6 separate regions of the Homo sapiens genome follow, and regions 2, 3, 4, 5 and 6 are each linked to region 1. Evidence: chromatin loops called from intact Hi-C (ENCODE). Cell type or tissue: IMR-90. All regions are shown on one strand. Region 1 has its middle 17 kb from the start of DPH3. Region 2 holds the start of LOC107986064 (a long non-coding RNA gene). Region 3 has its middle 110 kb from the start of MIR563. Region 4 overlaps BTD (biotinidase). Region 5 has its middle 18 kb from the start of ANKRD28. Region 6 overlaps GALNT15 (polypeptide N-acetylgalactosaminyltransferase 15).

Evidence for each region. Peaks named below come from ENCODE experiments on the same cell type or tissue, not always from the same donor. Only the 100,000 strongest peaks of a DNase experiment are listed, where the experiment ranks them.
Region 2: it touches region 1 in a loop (5-fold over the local background); 4 of 110 quality-filtered maps call a loop at or near these places.
Region 3: it touches region 1 in a loop (6-fold over the local background); 2 of 110 quality-filtered maps call a loop at or near these places.
Region 4: a loop joins it to region 1, with 3.0 times the contacts of the local background. A loop is called at or near these places in 69 of 110 quality-filtered maps.
Region 5: a loop joins it to region 1, with 10 times the contacts of the local background. A loop is called at or near these places in 93 of 110 quality-filtered maps.
Region 6: a loop joins it to region 1, with 7 times the contacts of the local background. A loop is called at or near these places in 60 of 110 quality-filtered maps.

The regions. Positions count from the first base shown.
Region 1 is chr3:16,245,022-16,250,021 of GRCh38, reverse strand. It overlaps a transcript of GALNT15 not described here. Among named protein-coding and RNA genes, the nearest start is that of DPH3, 17 kb to the left of the region's middle. RefSeq lists an enhancer at 2,386-2,680. In IMR-90, CTCF peaks have their summits at 493 (motif pointing right) and 2,534 (motif pointing right); a DNase peak (open chromatin) is centred at 2,561.
Region 2 is chr3:15,856,823-15,861,822 of GRCh38, reverse strand. LOC107986064 (a long non-coding RNA gene) reads right to left here and starts at 1,709. Exons shown (of 10, transcript XR_007095831.1): 1 at 1,558-1,709. It also overlaps a transcript of ANKRD28 not described here. RefSeq lists silencers at 1,692-2,011, 2,092-2,371, 2,432-2,681. In IMR-90, no CTCF peak of the experiment used is centred here; a DNase peak (open chromatin) is centred at 1,992; H3K4me3 peaks cover 2,419 bases; H3K27ac peaks cover 1,342 bases.
Region 3 is chr3:15,980,205-15,985,204 of GRCh38, reverse strand. No RefSeq gene overlaps it. Among named protein-coding and RNA genes, the nearest start is that of MIR563, 110 kb to the right of the region's middle. In IMR-90, no CTCF peak of the experiment used is centred here; DNase peaks (open chromatin) are centred at 1,794 and 2,164; H3K4me3 peaks cover 1,021 bases; H3K27ac peaks cover 1,881 bases.
Region 4 is chr3:15,628,341-15,633,340 of GRCh38, reverse strand. The region is part of intron 1 of BTD (biotinidase); the gene reads right to left. Among named protein-coding and RNA genes, the nearest start is that of BTD, 29 kb to the right of the region's middle. In IMR-90, a CTCF peak has its summit at 3,012; DNase peaks (open chromatin) are centred at 2,180, 2,470 and 2,990; H3K4me3 peaks cover 1,024 bases; H3K27ac peaks cover 2,505 bases.
Region 5 is chr3:15,813,594-15,818,593 of GRCh38, reverse strand. It overlaps a transcript of ANKRD28 not described here. Among named protein-coding and RNA genes, the nearest start is that of ANKRD28, 18 kb to the right of the region's middle. In IMR-90, a CTCF peak has its summit at 2,712; a DNase peak (open chromatin) is centred at 2,693; H3K27ac peaks cover 855 bases.
Region 6 is chr3:16,175,938-16,180,937 of GRCh38, reverse strand. The region is part of intron 1 of GALNT15 (polypeptide N-acetylgalactosaminyltransferase 15); the gene reads right to left. Among named protein-coding and RNA genes, the nearest start is that of GALNT15, 3.8 kb to the right of the region's middle. In IMR-90, a CTCF peak has its summit at 2,417 (motif pointing right); DNase peaks (open chromatin) are centred at 407 and 2,437; H3K4me3 peaks cover 2,756 bases; H3K27ac peaks cover 3,890 bases.

The sequences.
Region 1 (5,000 bases):
TCTCTCCTGTGTTGGTACGAAGGGGTCTTTTTGTTGGCAGGATTATTTCTCCAGCAGGACCAAAGGACACTTGAATTTCCCATGTGGCACAAAGGTGCCAAGAGGAAAGCACCCCTCCAGAGGAGATGGGCTCAGAGAGGAGGAAAGGGCTGGATTTCCAACCGACTCTCACTCCCCAGAGGTCAGCATCTGAGACACAGGCCAGAAGAAGCCAGCAGTTCTGGTTTCCAGGGGCCTATCAATGTCATCCCTGATCCACTCAGAGGAAGGGAGCACTCTGCCCTTGCCAATGTGAGAACGCCCCAGACGACTGGAAGGGAGCAGATAGGGCCTTTGCACCCCTCCCCAGCCTGTCCCTGCACCTCTGGCCAGTTCCAGGATGCTGGTTGTCAGGGCCCAGTCAGCCAGGGTCCAGCAGGCATATAGGACAACCCTGGACACTGCCAGGCTGCTCCCCAACAGCCTAAGAACTCACTAGAGTGGGCAATAGGGGGCGCTAATCCCCTATGGCTATGTCTGAAGTCAGATTGTCCTTGGTTCAAATCCTAAGTCTGCCACTTATTAGTGGGAATTGTTTTAACCTCTCTGAGCATCAGTTTCTTCTATAAAATGGGGACAATGATATTCTTTCACAGGGTGCTATGAGGGTCAAATGAAATAACAATTGTAAGCAGTTAGCACAGCACCTGCTTCATACTCATGTACATCCTTGCTTTGCCTTTTTCTAGTTTGATTCTGGGCATTTTAGCCTCTCTCTGTCCGGTCTTCCCATCTGTGAAATGGGGAGAGTAACAGCACCGGCCTCACTGGAGTGTTGAAAGGACAAAATGAGTTAGCATAAGAAAAGCACTTAGAACAAGGCCTGGCATGTGGAAAAATGTGAAGTAAGTGTCTGCTACTCCTCTTCATTTAATCAATATTTGTTAAGTTCTTGCTATGTGCCATGCATAATGATAGGAGCTGGAATGGTCCATGTTATTAACCAGTCTGCTTTCCACAGACTCCTAGCTGGTCAGGAAGTTCTGCCCTGCCTGGCCATGCCCCATCCACACACACATTGACGAGGAGCCCACCCCAGCCAAGGTTCTGTTTGGCTCCCGTCTGGGGCTCCTCAGTCTCCATCGCCTCATTCCCAAGTGCAGGAAACTGATTCCAAGGATAGTGCTTTCTATACATTGCAGAAATAGTGCTGGAATAAGGGCATCTCTGAGAAGATCCGTTCAGCTGTCAGAGAGCACTCAGGGATGCCTCCCACTGGTGTGCAGAAGTAACTGGCATGAAAGTACGTTAGAATTCACCACCCACCTGAGGTAAGCGAGGCATTTAAAAATGCATACCTATTTCAAGTAAAAACAGATGCCTCATTGTCATTTCTGTGACTCTCACAGTGATTTTGTCTTCAAGCTGTCTTTTTTTCCTCTAAGGAACTGAAGGCACAATGACCTGGGATTGTCAGTGTTCTCTACTGTGTCCAAACTGGATGCTGTTCAGAGAAGGGCTCATCATCCGGGGCCCAGCAGTCTTCTCCCCCGACAACTCCAGCTTTTCTGCACTGCCCATTCTCTGCCCTTTTTTGCACTCACCTTAAATTGTATTCCAATATCCTTACACGTGATTTTATATGTTCTTATATCACGGTGTGTATGTGTGTTTCGGCTTATGAAAGACAGAGATACAGATACAGAGAACGAGGAAGGGAGAGAAGGAATGAGAGAGAAAGAGCATGAGAGAGAGAATAAGAGAGAGAATGAGAGAGAGAATGAGGGAGAAAATGAATTAGACCACAAAAGCAGGGCATAGACCACGAGGATGTTTATTTGCCTGCTGGCTAAGGCACCTATATTTTCTAGGGCAGAATAACTTTTCATGTGTTTTGAGCGGGGGAGGGAGGCAGTGAACAGTAGCTTGAACGATAGCTTCTCTGTAAACATTGTCAGTAAACTGCAGGAGAAACACCGCCCCTCTTCAAAAACGACTGTAGTGAAAATGGAGCAGGTGGGACTGCGGCTAGGAGGCTGGTAGGTGGGCTGTAGAGTTTTCGCCACCAAATGACCGCAGCTGTTCACAGATGAGCTGGAAGCCTGGAGTGCCACATGTGCATGCCACTTCGTTCCTGGGACAGCCCCTGTGTGTGCTGGGTGACGTGTCGCCACCAAGCCAGGCCTCATGAGCACAAGGTTAGATCCTCAGTGCTAAAAAGGTGCTGGGTCCGGGAGGGGGACAGCAGACTGAGGTCGAGGGAAGCCCTGGAAATGCTGAGAGGTCAAGGGGATGGTGAGGGACTTTTATGTTCCCAGTACAGGAAGACAAAAAATGTATTTCAAGAGGAAATGATGCTTCATTTACAACACACTTTCCCAGGTTATCTGATTCTGGGCCTTGCGTTGTCTTTTATCAGTTGTGGGGTTGGAGTGAGTGTGGGTCACAGGCGTGCCTGTGCTTCTCCAGGTTTCACAAGCCCCGTTGAAGGGTGCAGCCTGCTGCTTTAATATTTGTTGCAGGCTGACCTGGTTCCTGTTTTAGTTCTGCCACTAGGTGGCGCAAGCTAACCAATTAGGGCTGCGGCGCTCAATGCAGACGGCAAAGGCATCATGATCTGACGTTCCTGGATTTGAATCCTTTGTTAGTTTTGTGACCTTGGGCAAGCCACAGTTTCTCCTTCTGTAAATTAGACATGATGAAAATCACCTTGCAGGGTGGTTGTGAGGATTAAATGAAAAGACATGTGCTAAGCACCTTGCACAGTGTTAGGCACACAGTCTAAATTGCTGCTTTTCTCTTTTCTTGTTCATCCATTCAATACACACTTATTGATCCATATTTCTGTGTCATGGCTGATAAGGACTTTGTCTGCAAGCATCCTTTAGCAGAAGGTCTTACAAACAGACACACACACACACACACACACACACACACACACACACTACAGTCTTTGCTGGAATATAAGATATATCTTCTACCCCCTGGTTCAAATTCATCCAAAATTTACTCTGTGCAAATGTATTTATGTATGAAAAGCCACATTCTGAAGAGGAAACACAATGGTAAATATATAGCAACAACAACAACAGCAAACACTGTGAATATACTCATTTCATGCTTCTCTAACTTTCTCAGAAAAATTACAAGCCATAGGCCTCACAACTCATCAAGTACAATGTCAATTTTCCCACCTAATTTTTATTTAAAATATTTTATTCCTGTAATACTTTCATTTCAATTATTTATTGCTATAAATACTTTTCTTTTTAATCTATATAATATTATGCTTTTCTTTCCAGAGTTAGAAGAGTATTCCTATATATGCAGAATCTATTATTCCCTACTGGGTTCTGCTATAGAGTATTACATGAACAAGATAACATGTTTCCCTCATAAAAACAATTTAAAATCCTTTTCAGGCTGGGCGCGGTGGCTCACGCCTGTAATCCCAGCACTTTGGGAGGTCGAGGAGGGCAGATCACGAGGTCAAGAGATCGAGACCATCCTGGCCAACATGGTGAAACCGTCTCTACTAAAAATACAAAAATTAGCTGGGTGTGGTGGCATGCACCTGTAGTCCCAGCTACTCAGGAGGCTGAGGCAGGAGAATCACTTGAACCCGGGAGGCGGATGTTGCAGTGGGCCGAGATTGCACCACTGCACTCCAGCCTGGCAACAGAGCGAGACTCCATCTCAAAAAAAAAAAAAAAAAAAAAAACCACTTTCAAAACATGTATGTTTGTCCCAGAGGAGGGCACAGTGACCCTTAGGACAGTTCCCTCAGGATGGCCCTGGGCTGTGGGCCAGTGTGCTCTGAGTGGAGGGTGTGTGAAGAGGAGGTTGTAGGGGCCAACTTGCGAGGGATTTGCATGTAACACTAAGGAGGTCAGGTTGTTTCCACAGGAAACTGTGAGCCACAGCAAGCTTCTGAGCTGAGGAAGATGGGATAATGCCCCCAGCCATAATCTCTTGAAAAAGCAAGGTCCATCCAAAGCTGAAGGCCAGATAGCTTCATTCACAGTCATACCCCAAACCTTCTTCCCATCCCACCTCCTCTTTTTCCCTCTTCCTCCTTCTACTGTTCATTCATTCAACAAATGTCTATTACCCATATACCATATTGCAGATACTGTTTTAGACACTCCAGTTAATCACTGAAAAAATAGTGACAAAGCTTCTTCCTCCCTGGAGCTTGCAGAAACACTTTCTCATTATGATATTTGCATATGCATGTGTCTTCTTTCATATGGGCCTCCTGAGCTGTTTGCGGCTACAGTCCTCCATGTGGAAGAAGCCGGGAATATGGCTTTTCCCCTGAGGCCCAGCTGCACCCCTGCCCTTCCCATGGATTGGGGAACCCTTCCTTCAATTTCATGTGATGCTTCAGTATTTTTCCAGTAATCTCCCCTGCTTCTACAGGACCAAACCGGTTCAATTTCAGTTTCTGTCACATGCCATCAAAATGTTCCTGCTAGAAAGGACCCAGCCAAGAAAACTGGAAAGAATTTCTTGATTATGTTTAGGATGTAGGACCAGCCCTAGAGTGGGGCCAAGGGCCCTGTGGCAGGATTCCCACAGGTGTCTGGATGGCTGGGCCCTGTTTCCGTTCTAGGGCCTAAGTTGGAGACTGAATGTGCATCAGCCATGTTAGTCTAGAAAGCCTGTGTTATAAAGGAAGACTGTGCTCATGTGTGGTTTAGTTTGGGTTTCCCTGAAAGCAGAGCATGAGACAAGGACTGGATGCAGGTGGTTCATGAGGGGTGTGAACCTGGGAAGCAGGAGTGTGGGAGTGAGGATGTGAGATGGGGCAGAAGGAGGCGCCAATATAAGGACACGTTAAAGTTGCCACTTGATTCTGTTGACCCTCTTAAAAAATATACAGGATGCGTTGTATAATTATCCACCTGAAAGACAGAGGCCAGACATCCATCCACTGGTTCCCATCCCCTCAGTGACTGAGAGTTGTCCTGGGAGTGTTAACTGTCCTAGCAAGCCAGGGTGCTTGCTCCCTGGATGTT
Region 2 (5,000 bases), 390 kb after region 1:
TTTTCATTAATTACTGTTAATTAGAAAATTTCAAAAGAGTCCTGGAAAGTTTCATTAGCTTCAATCACAAAATCTATTAAAATGCATATTTAGTCCATAAATTCATACTCTCAAACACACTTACATTCTCCCAAAAAATCATCTTTGCCATGTTCCTAATCAGGTTCTCATTGTGTTTTTAAATTCTAGAAATTTAACCTAGAGGAGAGATTATTTGGTGGGAAGAGGAGGGCTATATTAATTCCTGGCTCAACATCCATAGTGCTTAACAGGCTTACTTATAAATGAGGGTAAATCCTAACACTCCTAGGCCAAGATAGAACACGACTGGATATGGCACATTGGTAATTATTTACAAAGCTAACTTGTAATCACAAAGTACTGTAGTAATATTATCACAACATCTTTGTTTTGGAGAACTCAAGTGCTTTCACGACATTAACTCATTCACCCTCACTGAACTGATAAGGAGGGGTTGGGTGACAAATAGTATCTCTATTTTATCTGCTGGAGTTGAAATAAAGGGTAAAGGAGCTACTGAAGAGAATGCAAAGCAAGAGCAGTTTGATTTCCTTTTTAGCCTCATTATGACGGTTAGATCACAGTTATGAGAATTCCTCCATTTTAAGTAGAAAATATCATGACGAGGGACATAATTTTAGGTAAGAAATTGTTTCAATGGAACCATAGCATGGATATCTCAAAGAATATTGGAAGGGTCGTACTATCAGTTAATCAGGTGTGTTTTTTTATCTTGCACTCTATTTTCTTTTTTTTTTTTTTTTTTGCGTGGCTAAATCTAAGTTTTTTGTTATAAGTGCAGCATTACAATAATCTGATAGTCCTGACGAAGATCTCCATTTCTCTAGACTGCCATTAGGCTCGAATCGATTCTCTAAAGTCCATCCCAAGAGACACAACTGATGTAGTGGGTAGAAGAGACTTTTAAAAACCGACCCTGACGTCACACGTTTGTGTTTTAACCATCTGCACCTTTTATAAACCAGAGGCTGGAGCCGCCCGGGCGGACAGACCCAGGCGCACAACAATCTTCTCCCACACGAGCCTGGAATGGCAACAGCGTGCGGCTGGCTAAGAAAGAAAAGCCGTTTCAGAGCTGCGGGGTGGCGTGGGGGTGTGTGTGGCAGGATGAGGGAGTCATTCCTCTTCTCCTCCATCCAAGGATGCTATTTATTAGAAATCCTGCACATCTTTTTTTTTGTTTGTTTAAGAAAATTGATTTCTCTCGAGTGGGAGGCAAAATGCTTCAGATGCGAAAGGGGTGGAGGCAGCAAGCCTGGCTGGGGAGCTTTCAAGGGAAAACCACACAGCTTAGCTTCGGATTGGGACTACGGGCAGAAAAACGATTGGGCGTCCACAACCTGTTCGGCTGCGAAGACGACGCCCTTCCGTCCAGAGTGCCAGCATCACCCCCGCCCCTCACCCGGTCTCGGCCTGCAGCCCCCGGGGAGGACAGCAGCGCCCCCCATTCCGTGACCACCTCTCATCCCACTCCTTGGCTCCCCACCCTCCCCAAACCCAGGGGCACATTCTCACGCTTTCTCCACGTGCAAGTCCGGCTCGCCCATCGCCACTCGCCGCAGCCCCCAGGTGCCCACCCCTTCCAGCCCTTCCGGTCCCTCACCCAGCTCCTTAGTCTTGCCCTGGCTGAGGGAGGCGTCCGCGCTCCACCTCCACGTGCGAGTCCCGGGCCGTTCCCCACCTCCCCACGCCACCTCCGCCCCGGACTCCGCCTACCACGCCTGAGGCGGCAGCGCCTGGGAGCCGGGACACCTGGCCGCCCTCCCCCGGCCCGCACCCCTGCCGACTCCCCCGCCCCGCCCGAGCCGCGGCCCCGCGCCCACCCTTGCGGCTTCCTCCGCATGCCCCTCCCGTCGCGGTAGGCGGGGGGGTCACCAGCGAGCGCGGCGGCGTGGCCAATGGGCGCTCGGCTTACTCTGGCCTCTCCCCCGCGCGGCCGCCAATCGCGGCGGGCGGTGGTGGTAATATTGTGGAGTTTGGATGCCGCCGCTGCCGCGGGCTGGAACGGCGCGGCCGCGGGGGCTGCCAGGGTATTTCGGGAAGGGGGCGTGAGGAGGCGGCGGCGGCAGCGGCGGGTAGGGCAGGCAGCAGAGGGAAGGAGAAAGAAAGGAAGGAAGAGGGCGGGGAGTCCTCAGAGGAGGAGGCGGGACCGGCCGGGCACCTCACCTCTCGGCGGCGGCGGCGGCGGCGGCGGCGGCGGGCGGCCGGGGAGGCGGCGCCGCCCCCTGCCCGCAGGTCTTCTCAGCGCAGTCGGCCGCGGACCCGCTGGTCCCGGGCAGCGGCCAAGGCTACTGGGGCGGGAGCAGTGGGCCGGTCGGCGGCGGCAGCGGCAGCGGCGGAGGAGGAGGAGGCTGGAGTGGGCGCGGAGGCGACCGCCATGGCGTTCCTCAAACTCCGTGACCAGGTAGGTGAGGGGCTGCAGGGCGGGATCGCGCCGTCCGGGAAGGAAGGGAAGCAGGGCGGACCGGCGGTGTGGGCCGCTGGGACGCCCGCTCGGCGGGGTGGTTGCGAGGGAAACGGGGGTCCTGCCCCGGGGACCTGCGCGAGACGGCGGGCCGGGGTCCGCGGGCGACCCGCCTGTCAGAGCTGCCGGGGCCTGGGTGAAGCCCACGTGCCGACGGGGGTCTAGCCGCTGCAGCAAGAGGGGCGGGTTCCACGCTCACCGCCCTCGCGTCGGGCGAGCTGCCGGGCAATCGCTTCCTCTTTCCTGCCAGGTGAGGCTCGGGCCTAACAGGTGGCTTCCCCGCTGCCGGGCGGGAGCGGTACTGGCGGCCGTGACCCAGGGTCACGACCTTGTTCTGTTTGCTTGGCTGGGTAGTGCGAGGGACTCTCTCTCCGGGTTAAAGGCAATTGATTCCTCTTAGCGACTAGTTACTCAATGCAAGTTTCCAGACTTGTTTTCTTTTGACATTTTGTGCACCATCTTGTTACTTTTCTTGACTTATGAAGAGCTGGTCAAAGAATACAAGTCAAAATGACTTGTAATTCTCTGGAACTGAAAAACTACTTTGTATCTAGGAACGAAATCGCAACTGTATCTGAATGTTTTGTACACCTAAACATTTGGAAAGATGGGTAATAAGGCTTTTGAAGGATCCGGACGCTGCCAAACATTTTCCCCCTCTTTTAAGGAAAAGGAAAATTAATGTGTGACATTTACACATTAATTTGTCGCAGGACACTTACTAGTGTTGACAACTTATTTTTGCCATTGTTTTCCTGAACAGAAGATGTTGAACAGATTTGAAGGGAAAATAACTTGGATGTTTTGGAAAACTATTTTGAAAGTGAGCACCCCGTTTGCGAAAACAATGGGGAAGAACCTGAGACTATTTTTTATATTACTTAATAAAGATTGCACCTTAAATTCTGAATCTAATATCAAGAATTCTCATTTCATAAGTGAATTTTATGTTTAGGCTGATCGCAGACCTTGTGTATCATTAGGTATCAGAATGGTCTTGCCTGGTGTTAACATCAGGTCATGATACTTTGAAAAACTACGGTTTAGTCAATACAGTTTATACCTTGTATTTCAAATTATACAACTGTTCTGTCCTATAAGAGAGCCACTAGCCACATGTAGCAATTTAATTGAAATTAAACCAAGTTCCATAGTTTTGCTAGCCACATTTTAAGTGCTCAGTAGACATATGTAGCTATTGGCTATTGTATTGGATAGGACAGACATAGAACATTTATCTCATTTCAGATAGTTCTACTGGACAGCAGTGTTAGAGAATAGCAGGTAAAGCACAGTTATAGCAGGAACCATTTCTGCTAATTCCAGTACAGTCCGTGCATCTTATACTCTTAACAGTGTGAAACTCGAGATCTGGGTTTTCCAGTAACCTTTACCAGTCAAATGGCACTTTGTGCTTCCATTGTTAATGGTTGAAGTAATGACTGATCGATGTTTTCCTTTGTTTCTAGTCCTGCATTTTTGACAAAGTTGTTTTTGTGATTTAGATTACTATGTGCATTAGAAATTTGGTGAACTTTTAGGAGAGACTCATATTTGATTCACCATTAGGTTTTAACAGAAACAGGATTGTGTTTTTCAGGATTGTGTTAAGCAAAAGTGCAACTGGATTTTATTTTGGAATTGCAGTTGTGAGAAAATTGTGATGCCACTCCAGTCTTATGTATATCCATTAATCTTCAGTGGTAATATTGAACTTTAAAATGCCACTTGCGGCCAGGCGCGGTGGCTCACGCCTGTAATCCCAACACTTTGAGAGGCCGAGGCAGGCGGATCACTTGAGGTTAGGAGTTCAAGACCAGCCTGGCCAACATGGTGAAACCCCGTTTCTCTTAAAAATACAAAAATTAGTCTGGTGTGGTGGCACGCACCTGTAATCCCAGCTACTCTGGAGGCTGCGACAGGAGAATCGATTGAACCCGGGAGACAGAGGTTGCAGTGAGCGGAGGTTGCACCACTGCACTCCAGCCTGGGCGACAGAGCGAGACTCCATCCCAAAAATAAATAAATAAATGTCACTTGTAAACCTAATGGCTCAGGGAGAACGAACATTGAGGTTTTCCTCTAAACTACTGAGTAATTGGCTCATCTGGTCTCTCTTGGAAGACTTTGAGAAATAAGTTTGGTTTTGCCTAGTTTAAAGGGAATAGCTGTTTTTAGAGGGCATCTTATATGTTGTTTTATTAGCCATTGGAATTGATGGTAAAAATGAAATAGAAAGCAAATACTCTTAAACTTTCCCGTCTACAGGAAAAGCAGGTCAGCTAGATTATTTTGTTTGGAGTAATGAAGAAGATACGGGTAAGGACATACAGACTTCTAAAGCTGGATGGTACTTGCCATAGCTTTTAGCTCAAAAGCCTTATATACACTTGACATAGGAAGTAGTAGAATGTACTTTTTTAGGTCTGTTTCGCTGTTCACCTTGTATTTTGTTTTCTTTTGGCTTTGTAAACTACAGTTTAATACATATAAG
Region 3 (5,000 bases), 260 kb after region 1:
CTGGAACAAGACAAGAATGCCCACTCTCACAACTTCTATTAAACATATTATAGTACTAGAAGTCCTAGCCAGAGCAATCAGGCAAGAGAAAGAAATAAAAGGCATCCAAATAGAAAAATAGAAAGTCATTTCTCTTCACTGACAGTATGATTTGATACCTAGAAAACCCCATAGTCTGCCAAAAAGCTCCTAGACCTGATAAATGACTTCAGCAAAGTCTCAGGATACAAAATCAATGTGCAAAAATCAGTAGCATTTCTATACATTAATAACACTCAAGCTGAGAACCAAAGCAAGAATGCAATTCCATTTACAATAGCCACACACAAAAATAAAATAAAATAAAATATCTAGGAATACATCTAACTAAGGAGGTGAAAGATCTCTATGAGGAGGACTACAAAACACTGCTAAAAGAAATTATAGATTACACAAATGGAAACAAATGGAAAAGCATCCTATGGTCATGGGTTGGAAGAATCAGTATTATTAAAATGCCAATATTGCCCAAAGCAATCTGCAAGATTTAATGCTGTTCCTGTCAAACTACCAATGTCATTTTTCACAGAATTAGAAAAAAACTATTCTAAAATTCATATAGAGTCCAAAGCAATCCTAAGCAAAAAAAAAAAAAAAAAAAAACCAAAGCCAGAAGCACCACATTACCCAACTTCAAATGATATACAAGGCCACAGTAAGCAAAACAGCATGGTACTGCTACAAAAATAGACACATAGACCAATGGAAGAGAATAGAGACCCCTGAAATAAAGCTGCACACTTACAACAAACTCGTATTCAACAAAGTCAACAAAACTAAGCAATGAGGAAGGACACCCTATTCAATAAATGGTGCTGGGAAAACCGGCTAACCATACGCAGAAGAATGAAACTGGACCATTTACCATATACAAAAATTAATTCAAAATAGATTAAAGACTTAAATGTAAAACCTCAAACTACAAAAATTCTAGGAGAAAATCTAGGAAATATTCTTCCAGACATTGGCTTAGGCAAAAAAAATTATGATGACCTTAAAAGCAAATGAAACAAAAACAAAAATTGACAAGTGAGACCTGATTAAACTAAAGAGCTTCCACACAGCAAAAGAAACTATCAGCAGAGTAAACAGACACCAACAGAATGGGAGAAAATATTTGTAAACTATGCATCTAACGAAGGACTAATACCCAGAATATATAAGGAATTTAAACAAACCAACAAGAAAAAAAAACATCAAAAAGTAGGCAAAAGACATGAACCAACACTTCTCAAAAGAGGACATACAAGTGGCCAACAAATGTTAAAAAATGCTCAACATAAGTCATCATCAGAGAGACTGCAAATCAAAATGACAATGAGATACCATCTCACACCAGTCAGAATGGCTAGTATTAAAAAGGAAAAAAACAACAGATAATGGCAAACAATTTTTCACCACTTTTTAAAAGTAATAGTTTGTTTTCTCCTCCCTTCCCCCACCACCCTCACCTCAACCCTTGACCCTTACTTCCAGTTTTCTGGGGGTATTGGGTTGTCCTGTTCTCTTCTCAGAGGCTGGTGGGAGGACCTGTAGTTGAACATTCAGAACTCATTAGGGCCTGGACCAAGCAGAGCCCCAAGGAAAGGGGAAGCAGGGAAACTCATTCTCATCTGAATCCTCATCTCACATCAAATTACTCCTCAAGCCTGAACTGTGTGGACACTTTTCCAGATGACCTGAGGGCACCAAAGCAGCCTTTCAGTTTCAACTTCATTCTTCCCTCCCTCCCAGCAAGTCCAGGGTTTTCCGCCTGACCAGACGTGTTTTGCAATGAGGTGCATGAGTGTTGCTTTCCTCTCTGGCAAACACAGCTTCTCCTTACACAGTTCAAGATGTTAGTAAGTGCTATTAATTGGGAGCTAATTTGCATACTTTATGGATTATTTGTGGTTTGTAGCTAAGGGGATCAGAGCTTGCACACACAACCCCACCCTACCCACTCCTGTAGGGGCCTGAATTACCCCAGTCTGCTCTTCCATGCTGAGGGAGGGCAAGGGAATAACAGATTTATCATGCTAGGGCCCAGGGCACCCTGGAAATGGAGCTGACACACTCCCCTGAAATCCTGCATGACACAAAGGAAGCCCTTCTGTAGCACATGACTGGGAGGCTGGCTGCATGACATAGGCGCTGTGTGATTTAGTCCGGAGATTTTTGCCAGCACCCCTGCCCTGAGTCACGCAACCACAACCATGCTGGCATTAGAATTCTGAAGAGGTTTTTCAGCTTTTTGTTTCGGCTTTTTTTTTTTTTCATTATTAATCTCGGCCCTTAAGTGCTTTGTGTTTATAATTAGTCATAAGCCTTGGGATGGCACCATTCGCATCATCGTGCAGGCGTCCGCCCCCTTGCTTGCCCAAGTGCTGTTAATTAGCCCTGCAAAGATAGGCAAGCCTGATTGGCAGCAGCTTTTGCAAAAGACTCCCAGCGCTCTAGGCAACAAAGAAAACCATCTTAGCATCTCAGCATTATGGCTGTCATCTGGATTCTTTGCTTTCTCAGTCTGCCGCTGGTGAGGATTTCATGGATGCATTTATTTATTTTGAAATGTGAGCACCAATGTTTTGGCAGAAATTCATAAACCTATGTGAAAGTAATGTCCTGTTTGAGATTTGTCACAACTCTTAGGAAGGGATAGAACAGGGGCAGGAGCATTCACTTTTACATTAAGAATGGGGCTTACAGTTTGGAAAACTGCTTGACAGTATCACTAAAGCTAAACATAGACACACGCTATGACCCAGCAATCTCACTCCTAATTCCCACAGAAATGTGGCATGTGTTTCCCTGACAAAAGTATTAAGATGTACCTAGCTGCACTATTTGTAATAGCCCCAAACTGGAAATTGCCCTAATACCCATCAATAATATAATGAATTTAAATTGTAGTAAATTCATGCAATGGAACACTATACAACAATAAGAATACAAACTACAATTACAACAATATGGATGAGCCTCATAAATGTAAAGTCGAACAAAAGAAGTTAGACACAAAAGAGGATATATTATGGCATTGTGTTTATATAAAGAAAAAAACTGGTTAAAAGTAATCTATGCTATTAGTTCAAATAGTGGTTAATTTGCAGGAGATGGGGTAGTAGTGACACAGAGGGTTTCCTGGGTACTGTTAATATTCTATTCCTTGATTTGAAGGTTGGTTATAACAGAGTGCTAATGTATTAAAATGTATTGGTTGTAAGCTTATTTTTGCACTTTTCTGCATGTATATTATGCTTCAGTAAATAGTTAAAGAAAAAAATGAACTAGGAAGTTTTCTTCAGTAGGAAGCTTTACGGTTGATTTTAATAATTTAGTAATTGCAGCAATAAGGTTATATGGGCCTGGGATGTGGTATCCTAGAGAGAAACCTGGGTCTGCATTGAGGGTGGGGCTCCCTTTTCCATGGGCTGTGGTTCTGAAAGCCTAGAGAGCCATCTTAGCAGCATCTCAGAGAAGAACTCATGTAAAAACCAGATAGATGATCTGAAGAACTGTAACTATGGAAGAGAAAGTCAGAAATCAGAGACAAAAGGGATGTGACTATGTGTAAAATTTACCAGATTCATCTCCAGGGCATTCTAGACATGGGGTCTAGGGCCTGAGAGCGTCTCAAAATCCTATACAATTTTCTGAGGCCTTGAAAAATGTATGATGACTCCAAAATGCAAAACAGAAAATTACATAATTAAAATCAATAAATGTTTACAAAACAAGGATTATATCAAGTAATTCAGCATTTCTTAAACATTAATAAGCATACGAAACACCTGGGGATCTTGTCCGACTACAGATTATGATTTAGTAGATCTGGGGTGAGGCCTGAGAGTCTACATTTCTAACAAGCTCCCAGGTAATGCCAATGCTTCTAGTCCCTTGACTTTGAATAGCAAAGAAATAGTTAATTGCAGCTCAACTGAACTCTTCCATAGTTATAAATATAATTTTTAAAAAAACAACAAGAAAATAAAATGAATGGCCAGGCTCAGTGGCTCACGCCTGTAATCCCAGCACTTTGGGAGGCCGAGACGGGTGGATCATTTGAAGTCAGGAGTTCGAGACTAGCCTGGCCAATGTGGCAAAACCCTGTCTCTACTAAAAATACAAAAATTAGCCGGGCATGGTGGCAGGCATCTGTAGTCCCAGCTACTCAGGAGGCTGAGACAGGAGAATGGCATGAACCCAGGAGGCAGAGGTTGCAGTGAGCCAAGATTGCACCACTGCACTCCAGCCTGGGTGACAGAGAGAGACTCCATCTCAAAATAAATAAAATAAAATGAACATTTTATTTTTATAAAATTCAAAATAAAAATTTTATGGTGATAAAAATATGCATAAAATTTACCATTTTACCCAATTTTGAGCATATAGTTCAGTGGCATTAAACACATTCACACTGTTGTGCAACCATCATCACTATTCATCTCCAGAACTTTTCCATCTCTTCAAAATGAAACTCTGTGCCCATTAAACAATAATTCCCTATTTCCTTCTCTCCCCAGCCCCTAGCAACAACCACTATTCCACTCTCTGTCTCTATGAATTTGACTCCTCTAGGTGCCTCATATAAGTAGAATCATGCAATATTTGTCCTTTTGTGCCTGGCTTATTTTACTTAACATAATATCTTCAAGGGTCACTCATGTTGTAGCATGTGTCCAAACTGGATTCCTTTTAAAGGCTGACCAATATTCCATTGTATGTATGTGCCTGCTATGGTCTGAATGCTTGCCTCCCTCACAAATCCCTAAATCCCTATGTTGAAATCCTCACCCCTAAGGTGATGGTATTAGAAGGTGGGGCCTTTGGGCAGTTATTGGATCGTAAGGGCCATGAATGGGATTAGGACCCTCATATTAATATAAGAGACACCAGAGAGATTGCTTACCCCTTCGACCATGTGAGGACACTGAGAAAAGATGGCTCTCTATAAAGAGGGATCTCACCAGTCACTGAAT
Region 4 (5,000 bases), 620 kb after region 1:
CCAAGCTTAATGAGGTAGAAGAGAATGAGTAATTACAATAAAAATAGGTCTAGTCAGCCGGCCCTCAGTATCCATTGTTTCTGCATCCATGGATTCCACCAACCTTGGATTGAAATTACTGGGGTGGGAGGGGGAGGAGGGAGCCCAATAAAAATAATAGCACAACAATAAAAAATAATAGCAATTTAAAAAATACAGTATAACAATTATTTATATAGCATTTAGTTTGTATTAGGTAGTGTAAGGGATCTAGAGATGATTTAAAGTGTACAGGAGGAAGTGTTTAGGTTACATGTAAATTCTACACCATTTGATATAAGGGACTTGAGCATCTGAGGGTTTCGGTATCCACGGGGTCCTGGAACCAGTCCCAACAGATACTGAGGGACAACTGTACATCAATTTGCCCTTCCCAAAGAAACATTTTACCCAAATTAGCAAATGCTGCTTTTCTCTCTTTGGCATCACACATACCTTCTCAGGAAAAAGTAAATAGGGCCTGTGGCAAGGACTCTGAAGGGTTCAGCAGGCAGCAGCGGGAGGTGCTCAGTTGTAAAGTGGCAGGACTAGAGGTAGGGCTGGAGGGGCCCAGGCATCCCCCAGAAGCCTTCCAGCAGCTACCAGGTGCTGGCCCGTGAGGTTATGCACGGGACGACTGGGGTGCGGGGCCTTCCTGGGAACAAGGGGCCCTGGAAGTCATGGGGTTCTTGGAAATACAGCAGCTGACCCATCTTTAGAGCTGGTCAGGACCTGGACCATAAAGAAAATGGTAACTAGAGGTGTGACAAGGTGGCAATGTACTTGCTTTCATTGAAGGGCATCTGACATAGGAGAGTAAACTGCAGGAAGGGTCCAGTGTGAAAGCACAATTGAGGCAACCATGTGCACGCCCTCTGAGATGAGGGCCTTGGCTCGTGGGGTGTACTGAACCCCACTTCCAGGGAACAGCAGAACCAGGAAGGTGCTGGCTTCAGACAGCCATGCAATTCCCAACTGTGGGCCAGCCCCAGGGGTTAGGTGTCAGGGGTCCAACAGTGGACAAGACAGACCCTTCCTCGTGGGGCTCGTGCTCTGGATAACTGTGTGAGATGGTGATTAAGCACAAAGGAGAAATGAGGCAGTGAAGGTGGTAAGGTGAGGCGAGGGGGACAATTTTAAGCAGTGTGGTCAAGGAAGACCTCGATGAGAGGGTGATGTTTGGACCGAGGCCTGAAGGGGGTTCGGGAGGAAATCACGTGGGTCTGCGAGGTGAGAGCACGGCAGGCAGAGAGCCTGAGGCAGGAGCATGCCTCACGGGCGGGTGCAAGAAACAGCAAGGACAGCAGGGGGCTGGAGCCAAGGGGACAAGGAGAAAGTGGCAGCAAAAGGAATCACAGAGAGAGAAATGACAGGGACCTGCTTAGTGGTCTCCTAACATCCCCCTGCATTTGTCCTCATCCTCTTCCATTCTGGACTCATAAGAGCAGCCAGTGAGATCCAGAGAAAGCCTGAGTCTACCAAGGTGCACCTCTGAAACTCTTCCAGTGACTCCCCAGTTCACGTAGCGCAGAAGTCAAAGTCCTTACAATAAGCCAATAGAAAGCATCTGGGAGACAGGAAACACTTGGCAGGTGGGGAGAGATGCAGAGTGGCATCTTGAAGTAAGCATCCTGATCTTGGACGGCCCTACAGAAGCTCTGCTTCTGATTTCATAAGGAAAACATTCCCCCAACACCAGTCCTGATCAGGAAGGTTCTTTCCATCTAATAGGAAAAATCAGTCTCAATTACATGGAAATCTATTTCATGTAAATTTGGTAATATGTCAATCACTAGATATTTTTACACACAAGGGATTTTTCCCCACCTTGCTAAATGATTCATCTTAATAATTAGCTGTGTTTCCTTCCTAGCCATGCTATTACAATAGTGTCTTCTGAAATAAAATGAGAGGGATTATTATTAAGGCATTCTTAATAATTTCAGAGGCAGATACATACATTAAAAAATCTTTAAAAGATAAATAAAACATCTTTTTAATAAAATATCTTGTCATTCTTTACTTGTCAGGGAGAATAGCAATCCTATGATTAGGAAAGGAGGCAGGAAAAGTTGGCAGAGGAGATGTCACATCCTGTGGAACAAAGCCTGAGGGAACTGCTAAGTCATTAGGAACCGGCATAGTATACATTTCTATGTGTAGTGACTGAATGCCAAGAAAAACATTGGGAAGTTCCAACAGTCTTTAAATTATTCTCATGAATTTCGTGACTTCATTGTCTAAATTCTTTTACATAAACAGGAGAAATAATGTCTATCTTCACCTAATTTATATGATCTGAATTTAAAGAAATCACAAAAATGATCTTTTATTTCCCAGAAAGTCTTCTCTTGCCTCTTGTTATCTGATTGTCACATCTGAGTGTGCTGGTCATGAGCTTGTCCGTGACCGGCCCCTGGAACAAGAAGCTCCACAATGGTTCTCGCGTGGGCAGCTTTGTTTAAACCCACCCACTACCAAGACGTTTGATGTCTCATTCGGAAAGTTCAAGGGTAAACACTTGTGAGTGACAGCTGATGATTTAAGCCTGAACTCACCAGCAACTGTGAATAAGTTATCAAGCTAATATGTCCTCTGAGTTGAGGTGGTAAATTGTAATTTCACTTTCAAAAAAAATTCCAGCTATTATTTTAAAAAAAGAGAATGATATACAGAAGTGTAACTGTGCACTGTGCCTTTGATTAGCCAGTTTCTGCTCCATTGGCTAGAATAATTTATCCTAGGAAACCAAATGTGCAATCAAAGGATCTTGACATTTCAACTGAAACACGTTATATCTTTCTTTTCCTCAAATGAGAAACTGCCTTCACAGTTTAAGTCAAATAAAACTTCTTCCTGAAATGCCCAGGTATTTAATGTAAGAAGGCTTTTTTGCACATGGAATTTGAATAACAGTCTGTCTTTCACTTTCTATAGACAGAAGGAACCCCGGCTGAGACTGATTCTCAGACAGTTGCTACTGCCACTCCGTGGACAAACTGAGTATCATTAACCCAAGTGGCTACGCATGTGACCTTAGGTATCGCAATAGCAGAGCCATTCTTAAGCAGTAAATGGATGGCTTTTCCCCCCTTTCCTTCTCCATTTCTAATACTTCATCTATCTCTTTTACAGTTAAACAAGACCCAGAAAGCATCTGACTTTCAAGATTTGAGTTTCATGAAAGCTGTTTTTTACTCACCACACTCCCACGATGGCATCTTTTTGAATTTGTTGCAATTTCATACAATATGACTGGATGTAAAAAGTGACGCTGCCCATTCCCCCTGTGACACACAGCGTCTGCGTGGGGAAATCTGTCTGAATTAAGGGATCTACAATCAATGCCACATTGCATTTTACATGCAATATAAACCGTTTGAATATCCATTATTATTATTTTTTTATCTTCCTGCCACACAAAGCAGAGAAAGCAGATGGTAAAAATTCCATCTTCATGGTGAGGGAAAACTCCAGGACTGGTTAGTAATGATAATGAGACTGGGAGCCAGGTCTCCTGGCTTCTGGTCCAGCCTGCCTAGTGCATGTTGAAGAACCAGGGCAATTTAGTGGTCAAGCTTTAATGACCACTGCGGAGGTGAAACCCTGTCTGTACTAAAAATACAAAAAGTTTGCCGGGCATGGTGGCACGTGTCTGTAATCCCAGCTACTCCGGGAGGCTGAGGCAGGAGAATCGCTTGAACTCGGGCGGCGGAGGTTGCAGTGAGCCCAAATCGCACCATTGCACTCCAGCCTGGGTGACAGAGTGAGATTCCATCTCAAAACAAAACAAAACAACCACCGTGGAGTCTTCAATACGCTGCAGGGGAAATAAGCAGAAATTTCAAGGTAGCTCTCCCAAGGGAGATTCTGGGTGATCAGACCAGAGCAGAGGGTCTCAAATGTAAGCACGCCATCAGAGTCACCTGAAGGCTTGAACACACAGATCTCTGGAGCCCATGCCTGGAAGTTTTGATTGAGTAGGTATGGAATAGGGTCTGAGAATCTGCATTTTATGGCAAATTCCAAGGTGATGCTGATGCTCCTGGTCTGAGTCACACTTGGAGAACCAATTGAGTAGAAGATAGAGGAATGTATATCCTATATTCTGACTCCTATTGTTCCCTTATGTCAAAGAAAGTTATGAGTCAGAAACATCATCTTCATTTCTCAGGTGCCTCTCCAATAGGGCTGATGGAATCTGGGCAGATTTCAAAGTATTTCTACCATATTTAATGAAAATAAGCAGCAAAGAAAGCATTAAACACTCAAACTAGAAGGAAAAATCTCCCCTAAACAATTTGATGCAGGTCAGTTAAAGGACTCAGTGCTTGTCTTAGCTATGGCAGGAATACCATTGAAGAACCAGGTTGTTATTGGTTTTTACTTAAATAAAATTCCTGATTTAAAAAAAGGTGGGGGGCAATATGGTAGACTAGATAATCTGAAAAATGTTTCAACCATATCCTGCAAAAATGAAACAGATTATTTTTAAATGCATATTTGAGTTTGCAGGAAAGTTAAAGGAAATCTTCGGTGGTCGAAAATGAACTGTGAAAAAGTCTTAAACTATTGATTGGAGACCTTGACCAGGCAGCAAGGAAAATACACACACATAAAGCTTTTCCACTGTCAGTCAGTCCTGGGACACATGAATGGTGGGGGCACTTCTAGCTACTCTGTTCTTCTGGAATGCTTATGGCTTCCAAAAACCATCGTCAAATTCTCTGAAATGAGTTTCAATGAGTGTCAGCAAGGTATTGCTTTTAAAAGCCTTTGGGAAATTTCTTACCCATTTCCTTCTTGGACTACCTTAAAGAACACCTTCTAGATAATGTGGACCTGAGGGCTTGACATCCAGAAGAAAAAGAACCAGTGCATGGAAAATGTGATGTCCTAGAACTACGTGTCAAAATTTTCAGGGAAGATGTGCTCAGAAATGTGGGCCATGTAATGGCTTTGTGATTATTAAATGTATGATG
Region 5 (5,000 bases), 430 kb after region 1:
CCTAATTTATCAGTTAAACTTTATCATAGGGTATGTATGTACAGGTTGAGTATTCCTAGTCTGAAATGCTTGGGACTAGATGTGTTTGTGATTTTGGAATATTTGCATAAATGTAATGAGAGATCTTGGAGATGGGACCCAAGTCTAAACACGAAATTCATTTGTTTCATATACATCTTATACGTGTAACCCAAAGGTAATTTTGTAAACTATTTTAAATTTGTGCATGAAACAAAGTTTCTGTTAAGTACTTATTTGTGGAATTTTCCACTTGTGGCGTCATATGAGCACTCAAAAAGTTTCAGAGTTTACAGCATTTCAGATTTTGAATTGCCAGATTAAGAATGTTCAACCTGTGTCGGACAAAACATAGTATATATAGGGTTCAGCACTACCTGAGATGTTTGGGCTTCCGTGGAGTGAGGGAGGGGTGGCATATATCCTCTGTGGATAACGGGGGAGCTCCTGTATCTGTTTTCTTTACGTTGTCTCTGATGTCTTTCATCAGTATTTTGTGATTTTCAGCATACATAATCTGTACATATTTTGTTGAATTTATACCTTAGTATTTTTGAGTTTTGGGGTATTATTATAAATGGTACTGCTTTTTGTTTTGATTTCCAGTTGTTCATTGGTAGTATGTAGAAACAGCAATGGTAATCTATGACTTTGCTAAACTTATTAATTCTAGGCATTTTTTAATAGATTCCATGGAATCTTCTATAAAGACAATCATGTTGTCTGTGAATGCAAGCACTTTTATTTCTTCCCTTCCAAACTATATATCCCTTATTCCTTCTACCCTTATGGCAGTGCTCTTTCTTTCAATATGATATTAAGTAAGAGTGATTAAGAGCAGGCATTCTTGCTTGTATCTCATCTTAGGAAGAAATTAGTGGTTTCCTGGTAATTTTATATTTATTTAAATATATAAATCTCAGTATAGCGATCACTTAGCAAAGGAATCTTAGTTAATTTTATTTACTAGGTTGCCCTCCAGTTTTCCTCATAGGATTCATCAACTGGTATATCTTGTGATTCCTAAGGAACTGTATGTCTGTCTGTCTCCCTCTGTCACAGATACACACAACAAACTTTTAGGAGAGCACTTATTGCACTGCTTTGTAGTTTACTTTTTATTTCTCTTTTCCCTTATTAGAAGGTGAGTACTTAGAGCAATAAGAAATGGTGCCTACCGGTAGCTCTAGGAACTTAATGTTGTGAGCAATTGATATTAGGTTGGACCATATGAAATTGCCGATGTTAGTTTATAACCTATAAAATTTTCTATCTAGTTGGGACAAAAACAAAATAACAAGGAAAAAAAAACCATGGTACTTCTACTGACAAGATAAAATCATCAGTATGTGAAATGTTTGTGCGTGAGAAATTGTTCATCACTGTTACATGTTAAGGAAAATCGTAGAGTGGACATACTGATGAAATGAGTGAGACACAGCCCCTACCTTAAACGATGCTCACTCTGTGGAAGACTGGGCCTTTACAGTATTCAGATGTGTGCTTTTGTTTGGGTTTCTTTTGGTTTTGGTTTTGTTTTCTTACAGAGACAGGGTTTTGCTGTGTTGTCCAGGCTGGTCTCCAACTCCTGAGCTGAAGTGATCCTCTCACTTTGGCCTCCCAAAGTGCTGGGATTACAGGCATGAGCCACTGTGGCTACCTCCCTCCTCTTTTTTAATAGAGATGGGTTTTCAGATGTGTTTTAACTCTATGATTAATCTATGCACAACCTATGCACATATTTACTCTCAGTTTGGATTTACTCATTATCCTAGCTTCCTATCTCTCAGTGTCTTGGATTATAAGACACTTTGGCAATAACTTCTATATATAAATTGAGACGATTGACATACTTTGATAATTTTATATGAAAAGATGCTCTTATACATTTTTCAGTTTCATGTAACTTAAATGTTTGTTAGTTAGCATCTAGTGGGTTAAATAGTGTAGTAAAATAAAGGGCACCAAACACTTTTCCTTTTGAAGCAACTTTATAGAACAGAAAGACTTTAAAGCAGTCATAGTCATAGCAGGAAAAATAAAACTTTCTTACTTGAATATTTCTGTGTAGTGTTTTTTAAATTGTAAATTATAGGTGAAGAGACACTGTAGTATTTTTTATCCTTAGGCTGTTAACTTAAGCTGGTCTTAATAACCCCATATTACAAATCAGGGAAAAGGAAATACATGAGAGATTTTGTGTAAGTTTCATGAAACCTGAAACTATTCTTGTGTTTACTGCTATATTCCGTGCATTTAGCATATAAATAGTTATTAACAAACAATTATTGAGTAAATATTTGTGGAGGTAGGAGGCTAGGCTAGGTGGATTTGGTTAAAGTAAGAAAATTTAATTTTTCTATAAGATATGTAAATTTTAGTTAATACAATGAAAATCATTGCAATTACATGTTGCCTGATAAGCATCAAGAGCCACATAGTTTTTGAGGCAGTTTGATTTGGTAAATGCCATAGTAACAGAAGGCGGTTTTCAATCAGTCAGAAATACGCTCGTGATATTGTTTTGAGCTTGACTATTAATATAACAAGATTAAAACATAATTATGAAAACCTGTAAAGCCTCTTCTATTTGAAACCTTTGTTTAAAATACATGACTCAGGGAAGACATTAACTTTTTAAATGGACGTACTCAAGAAATTAATTTTCTTTGGTATTTGCTGCCACCATATGGCAGACTAATTCTATTACCATATCTGTTACATGCTGTAGAACCTAAAATAATGTACCTTTAATATTTTCTGATGAGGTTGATTTGTTCATAAATAATTTTGACAAGGGAAGAAATAACAGATTTTTATGTTTAGAACTATAGCTGACCTTCCTCCAACTATCCAAGGATAGTTTATGTCTTCTAACATTTTAGAAGGCATTAATTACTACAATAGTAATTACTATAACAAAGATGATTCTTTGTCATAGCATTGATGACGATTCTTTCAGAACAATAAGAAGTGTGTGGGTGGTGCAGTGGCTCACTCATGTAACCCCAGCACTTTGGGAGGCCAAGGCAGGAGGATCGCTTGAGCCCAGGAGTTTGAGACCAGCCTAGGCAACATAATGAGACCCCATCTCTACAAACAAATTAAAAAATTAACTGGGTGAGGTTATGCATGCCTGTGGTCGCAGCTACTGAGGAGGCTGAGGTGGGAGGATCATTTGAACCCAGGAGGTTGAAACTACATTTGGGCCACTGTACTCCAACCTGGGTGACAGGGCAAAATTTTGTCATAAAAGAAAAACAAAAGAAATGTGGTTGGCCCCACACTTTTATGTAGGGAATGTAATTCTGACATTTGTTCTTTCTAGGTCATTGCACTTGAGAATTATGGCTCCATAATTTTTTAGGCCTAATTTTATTTATGTGAAGACAAGCCATTTCACTAAAATTAACTTGTGGGAATTTTATTTTTTATCTTGGGAAAAGTATTATACAAGAATATATAATATTCTTAGAAAAATTATTATATATGAATTTTAAAATAGAAGCAACCCAAATATTTACTCTTAGGAAATTAAATACAGTATTTTTGAATGGAATGTCATATTCAGGGTGTTGCGGAATATTTAAGGTCCACATTGTTAAATGAGGAGTGATGGAGACAAGCAAGTTACTAAATAATATGTATGTATTATCCTAACCTTTAAAAAAGTATATATATATACTTTTTATATATAATATATGTATAAAATTACCAGAGTTTTCTTTGAGAGATATTGCAGTGATTTCTTAAATTTATGTATTACTGAAATGAGTATGTTCTACATATTCAAAAAGCGTATAGATTGAATATTTTAAACTTTTCATAGGCAGTTTCTTAAATCAACACGTCCCCATGGGTAAATAATTGCTGATTAGTAAGTAACTGAATATATTATTAGTGAATGCATTTGAAAAGTTTGTGTGTGTATATGTGTGTGTGTGTGTTTGTGTTTAAGATTTATGAGAATGACTTGTTGCTAGGAATTCTAAGAAACAAACACCACTTTTTAAGTCTCTTCTGGGAAGCCAATTCTGTTTAATATATAAAGAAAGCCTTTAAAAAATGTTTTGTTGCCCAGATTAGTATTTTTTTTCTTGATAGAAGGATAAAAGTAAATTCTGAATTAATAAAATCCAAAGTAAGTTTTTGAATATTATCCAATAATTCAATGTTTTGTTAAGGTACTAGTTATTTATAAATAACATAGCCCTTAATTTCTAGGATCAGCGTATTCTTTCTTTTGATATCTGTTTTCTGCTACAGGCCTGTGATTGGAATTGAAACAGTACAACTGCCTCCACCAGAGGAAAATAGTATGGGAATTCCTATTATGGTAGGTTATTTTCTAGTAGTCTCTTGCAGTAATATAGGCAGCTCTTGTAATTTGTTAGTTTGTTGCTGTTTAAGCCTCCTTGTAACTTAGCTTTCATACATAACTGTATGTGAGTAAATAGTTAGTGTCAGCCAAAAAGTCCTTTATTGTAGAAACATTTATAGTAGTGGACCCTGTGTTAGTGGAAGACTTAGTATAGCCGTTTTATAATTCAAGTAAATTTTCAGTGGAGGGGGCTTATAAATCTAAGATCTCTGTCTTGGAGAAGAAAATGTTAAACAGCTGAAAATAATGGTATCGCAACTAGTTTTATTTATTTTGTTCTGAAATACTAAATTACTAAAGGTTTTCAAACTTTGGTTTAGATGTATGCATCCTTTTGCTCATAGCTCATTCTCTTACATGTTAAATGATTGTGCTGCACACTTTAAACATTAACAGTCATTCAGTAATCACTGGGGAACCTCAATTATTTGAGTGACTCCTATGTTTTCATGAAAGTAGTTTTTAAAAAATCTCACAACCTCCAGGTGTGTTGGACTGCAGGCACTAGTGAAGATAGGATAAGCTTGTTTGATATCATTGGTAGTATTTGTTAGGCTTCTTATGTCAGATTCAAACATATTGAAATATTTTTTAGAGTATA
Region 6 (5,000 bases), 69 kb after region 1:
GGTTGAGTGACTTGTACAAGGTCACACAGTAACAGGTGGTACCAGGATTCAACCACAGGTCCACAACTGTTTAATCACAGCTATGGGTACATAAACCAGGGAAACACAGGCTGAACCATAAAGGCAAGTTAAAAGCAGGTAGCACACAGCCAGCTACCGCTGAGTTGACATTTATGTTTAGGGACAAACTGCCGGGGCCATGAGGGAGCCTGTTCCTCTCTGCTCTCTTTTCTATTTTCTGACTCTAGTATTGCTTCCTACGTGGAAACTTCCCAAACTCTACCAGCTCTCCACTCGCTTTCTCTACCAGTAGTTCCCCAGACTATCTAGCATCAGCTTAAAAAAATTCTGATTACTGGGCTCCAACTCAGAACTCTGGAGCATTGCCAGTGAGGGGGTCTGAACATCTACGTCTTTTTAACAAGCAATATAGGGGGGTTGGGTGTGCACATACTTTTGGGAAGTCGTGGTGTAACTCCTCACTGTTGAAAAATGTGCTCTGTGGGCCAACAGTGCTGGTGCCACCTTGGAGTGCCTTTGATAGAAATGGAGCATCTGAGGCTGCCCTCCTGACCTGCTGAATTTGACTGCATTTTAACAGGATGCCTAGAAGATTCGCATGCACCTTAAAGTTTGAGGAGCACTGCTCTGGCCAGTCTGTTCGGCATAAAGAGTGTGCCTTAGAGCAGAGGTTCTCAAAGTGTCTCTGGATTGGGAGCAGCAGCAGCAGCAGTACCAGGAGTTTGCAGAAATGCAAATGTTGAGCCCCACTTCACACCCACTGAATCAGAAACTGGAGGAATGGAGGCCAGGAATCTGTATTTTTAACAAGCCATCTAGTTGTTCGGATGCACGCTCAAGTTCAGCCGTAGATGTAGATTACAAAGCACTGGCTCACACAGCAGCCTCTTTGATCCTAGGAACCCATTGCCCCTGCACTGGATACCAGGATGATCAAAGGAGAGCTGGGGCCTGGAAGAACTTTGAAAACCATCCGTGCTACAGGAGGCTAAATGGGCCGGGCTTGTTCCTCCCGCCCCTTCTTTGACAGCAGCTTTGAAGGGCTGAGTTAATCCCGTTCCTGTTTGCGGTTCCATCATGGGCTCTTCTCTATTTTGCCTCAGTATTCATTCAGTTTTATCCCCACCTCTGCCCCGAGGACCCTCCCTTTCCCACAGCACAACCATTTCATTGAGTTTGTTCTGTTCCTGTAAAGAATGGATTGGTTAGTTTGCATGGATTTACATTTCCCCTAATGATACAGTGCTGTAGGCCGCTTTCTGTGCCTTACTTTTTCACTCAGCAGGGGATTTTTAGGGTCTCCCTTCATTGTTGAATGTACCCAGAGTCTGTTGCTTCTAACTCAGGCTGAGTATCTCATAGGGTGCACCCAGCTCCTCCTGCCCTGTGACAAGACATCCTGGTGGCTTCCAGCTCCTCAGCACCATCAAGGATGCTGTGATAAGCATTTCCGCAACTGTCTCCCCATGGACCCGTGTGAGTTCTCCCCATTTTAAGATGAAAACACTTCCAGCCCATGTGACTTGCCCAATCTCTGGTCTGGAGAGTGGCAGACTGGCAAAGTGTAGTGTGGTGGTTAAGAGTATGACTTTGGTGTCAGACTCACCTGGTCAGATAACCTGGCACCAGTCCCTCCATCTTTCTGTGCCTCAGTTTCCTCATCCATGAAATGAAACCTACCTTAGAGGTTTTCTATGAAGAGTTGAAAACAAAAACCACTTAGCAGAGCCTCTAGCACATAGTAAGTGCTCAATAAATGTTCACTGTAATTTTGCCTCTCTTTTCAGAGACTGTCTTTTGACCTCTTTTCCACTGATATTTTTCTTTTTTGCTCTTGCATCATTGGTAATTTTCCTCAAATGCCACCTATTCAAACTGACCTCCAGAAATGACTCTAAAGGTACTCAGAAAAAGGCCTGTGGCCTGGGCAGGGGGGAAAGGACAACAGGCAGAGCTAGTTTGGGCATTTGGGTGTAGGAACTGGGCCAGAGGGGCTTGTCTGGCTTAGGAGTCAAGGATGGAATTGCAAGGGGATGTGTGGCTGGCGATAGCACGGGGTGCGCTACAGCCCGAGGCACAGGCTCCTGATGTCCTAGCGCTCTGCTGGTCCTGGTGGGAAAGCAGCGGTGCAGGGCCCGCATACTGCAGGCACTTAATATATGCCTGTTTCTCTTCTGTGTTGTATTGTGGCCCAGATTTAAAGGGGTAGGAGCCGAAGAGTCCTGTCACCCTGGGGGGAGGGTGGAGATCGTTTGCCTTGCTTTGCAGGGACTCTCTTGTGCATGCAGGCGAGGAATCCAGTTAAGGGAAGGCGCCAGAGCTTGAACCGCAGACTGGAGAGGGGAGTCTGCAGCCAAGGCCTGGGCTGCGCAGGCCGCACGCACCAGCCGGGGCCAGCAGAGGGCGCTGAGCACCTCCGCACAAAGCTGGCGGCCGTTCCGTGAGAACCCTGGCAAGCTGGGGATTGGAGAATCCAATCGTCTCCCTTCGCAGGGGTTGAGGAGTTTCCTCCCGACTGCCTGGGACCTTCAGTGCTAAAATCTGGGAAGTCTCAGGCAAGTCAAGACGAGTTGGTTACTCTGGCTGGAAGAAGCAACCACTGAAGTGTTGCACACACACATAAACGCACACGTGCACATCAAACACACACAGCACAAAATGTACCCACACTTGCACCACGCAACTCACAGTGCACATCACACACTCATGAACATCACACTACATGCATAACATACACAACATGCCTGCACATATACACATGTATCACTCACACCTCACATGTATAACATACATGCAACACACAAAGAATACATACGCACACATGTACCACAAAACATGTAAAACAAACACTACAGCACACACAGGCACAGTACATGCACAGTACATGTGCACATCACACCACATGCACAAGATACGCAATACACACGTATTACACCCATGCACACTACACACACAGCACACACAAATACGTGCACAGCACACACACCACAAAATTTACCTGCACTTGTGCCACATACAACATATCCATGCACTTTATACCACATGCATAATAAACACAACACACTTGTACATATATGCATATCCCATTCACACAATGCATTTATAGCACAATGCACCACAGAAGCACATCATACACAAGAAACACAGTTACAACACAATACCTGTGCACACATGCACCACGTGAACATATGCAAAACAAATAGCAAACTGCAACACACACCCAGATGAACAATGCATGTGGCATCACCCCAATACACAATACATATATGAACCATGCACATAATACATGCACATTAACACACATGCACACAAGATGACACATTGCACAATGCATAGCTGTGCATATCATATCACATACACAAAGTAACATGCACCAAGCATATAGGCACCACATAACGCAGTACCTGCATGTACTACACATACATGCACGACATCCATTTAATACACATAATGCAATGCACACACAACACAGAGAATATATACAACACACATGCACGAACATACATATACCATGACCCACAAATATGCATATTCACCACACATTTGCACTATGCAAACACACAGTCACACACACAGACCACTTTGGTAGCCACAGACCCTCTCGTTTCAGGCAATATTATTTCTTATCGGCAAAAAGAGGATGCTCACTCTTGCTCCAGGCCAGTGAAAAATAGTGTCAAAAAATTTGAAAACTATGTTTGTTCATTCAGCAATCACTTCTTTACTGCATGTTGGGCTTTGGGATGTACAATACAAACTCAGTCCTGACCTTCTAAGGGGCTCACAGCATAGCAGGGAAAGCAGGCATTCGACTGATAAATACATCAATAATCATTTGGCTTTAGTTTTGTAAGTGCTGTGAGTTAAAACTCCAGGGTGCAAGGAGGGCACAAAACTAGAATGGGGTGGGAATTTCCTGAAAATAGCTTTTAAAGGTAAGGCTTGAAAACAGTGTAGCGGGTTTGAAATGGAAGTAGGGTGCGGTGAGTGAGGCACCCGGGGCACACAATTTAAGGAGATGTTCACTCCCGGCTGCTGACCCTGCAATTGCACACCCTCGAGTGTGAGTGGCTGAGCAGCCAGGCTGAGGGGAACTAGATCAGGGATCCGAAGAGTGTGTGGCCCTGCTTCCAACTGCTGCCCTGCACAAATGTTTGCTTTCCAGGAAACTCTCCAGGCTCTGGGAGGAGCAATGGCCTATAGGAAAAGGGACCTAAATCACCAAACTAAAACTAACAAGCTGCCTTGCTCCCTGGATGCTGGTAACCAAGGCTCCCTCCTCAGTGGTCAGCCATGGTGACAGTAAGGGAGCAGGGGGTGTGGAGGATGGGCCAGCATCTCCCTGGGCACAGCTCTGCCCATCACCTACACTTCTCAGCTTACCTCCTGGGGCTGGGGCTGCCCTGGCAGGGTAAATTGCAGTCAGCACAGTATTCTGGCTCTCAGGCACTGGACCTGTTTCCTTAGTCTAGTGGCCCAAGGCAGGTGGCATGGAGTGGTGGGTCAGGCAGACTGGAGCTCACATGCCTGCATTCAAATCCTGACTTTGTTACCTACTAGCAGCGTGACTGGGAAAGCAACTTCACCTTGTTTTCATACCTATAGAATAAGCATGATGATACTACTAGCACCCATCTTGCAGAGCTGTGAGGACTTTCCAGGACTTTATGAGTTAATACATTAAAAGCTTGTAAAGTAAATCCAGACGCATGGGAAGAGCCCCCTAAATGTAAACTGCAATTGTTATTTTGATCCAAACTAAAAGCAAACACTAACAATAACCCTAAAATCAAAATGTAGTGGAGTCAGAGTGTTAGAACTGGCAAATGTCTGCTCTAACCTCCCTTCTGTGTTATAGAAATAAAGCCATTTGACCTAAAGACAGAAGAACTAGAACCCAGGACGGAGAAGAGAATGAACAAGCAAGAGTCCTCACTTTCTGCTTTCTAGGACAATGATTCTCACCTGAAGGGCTTGTT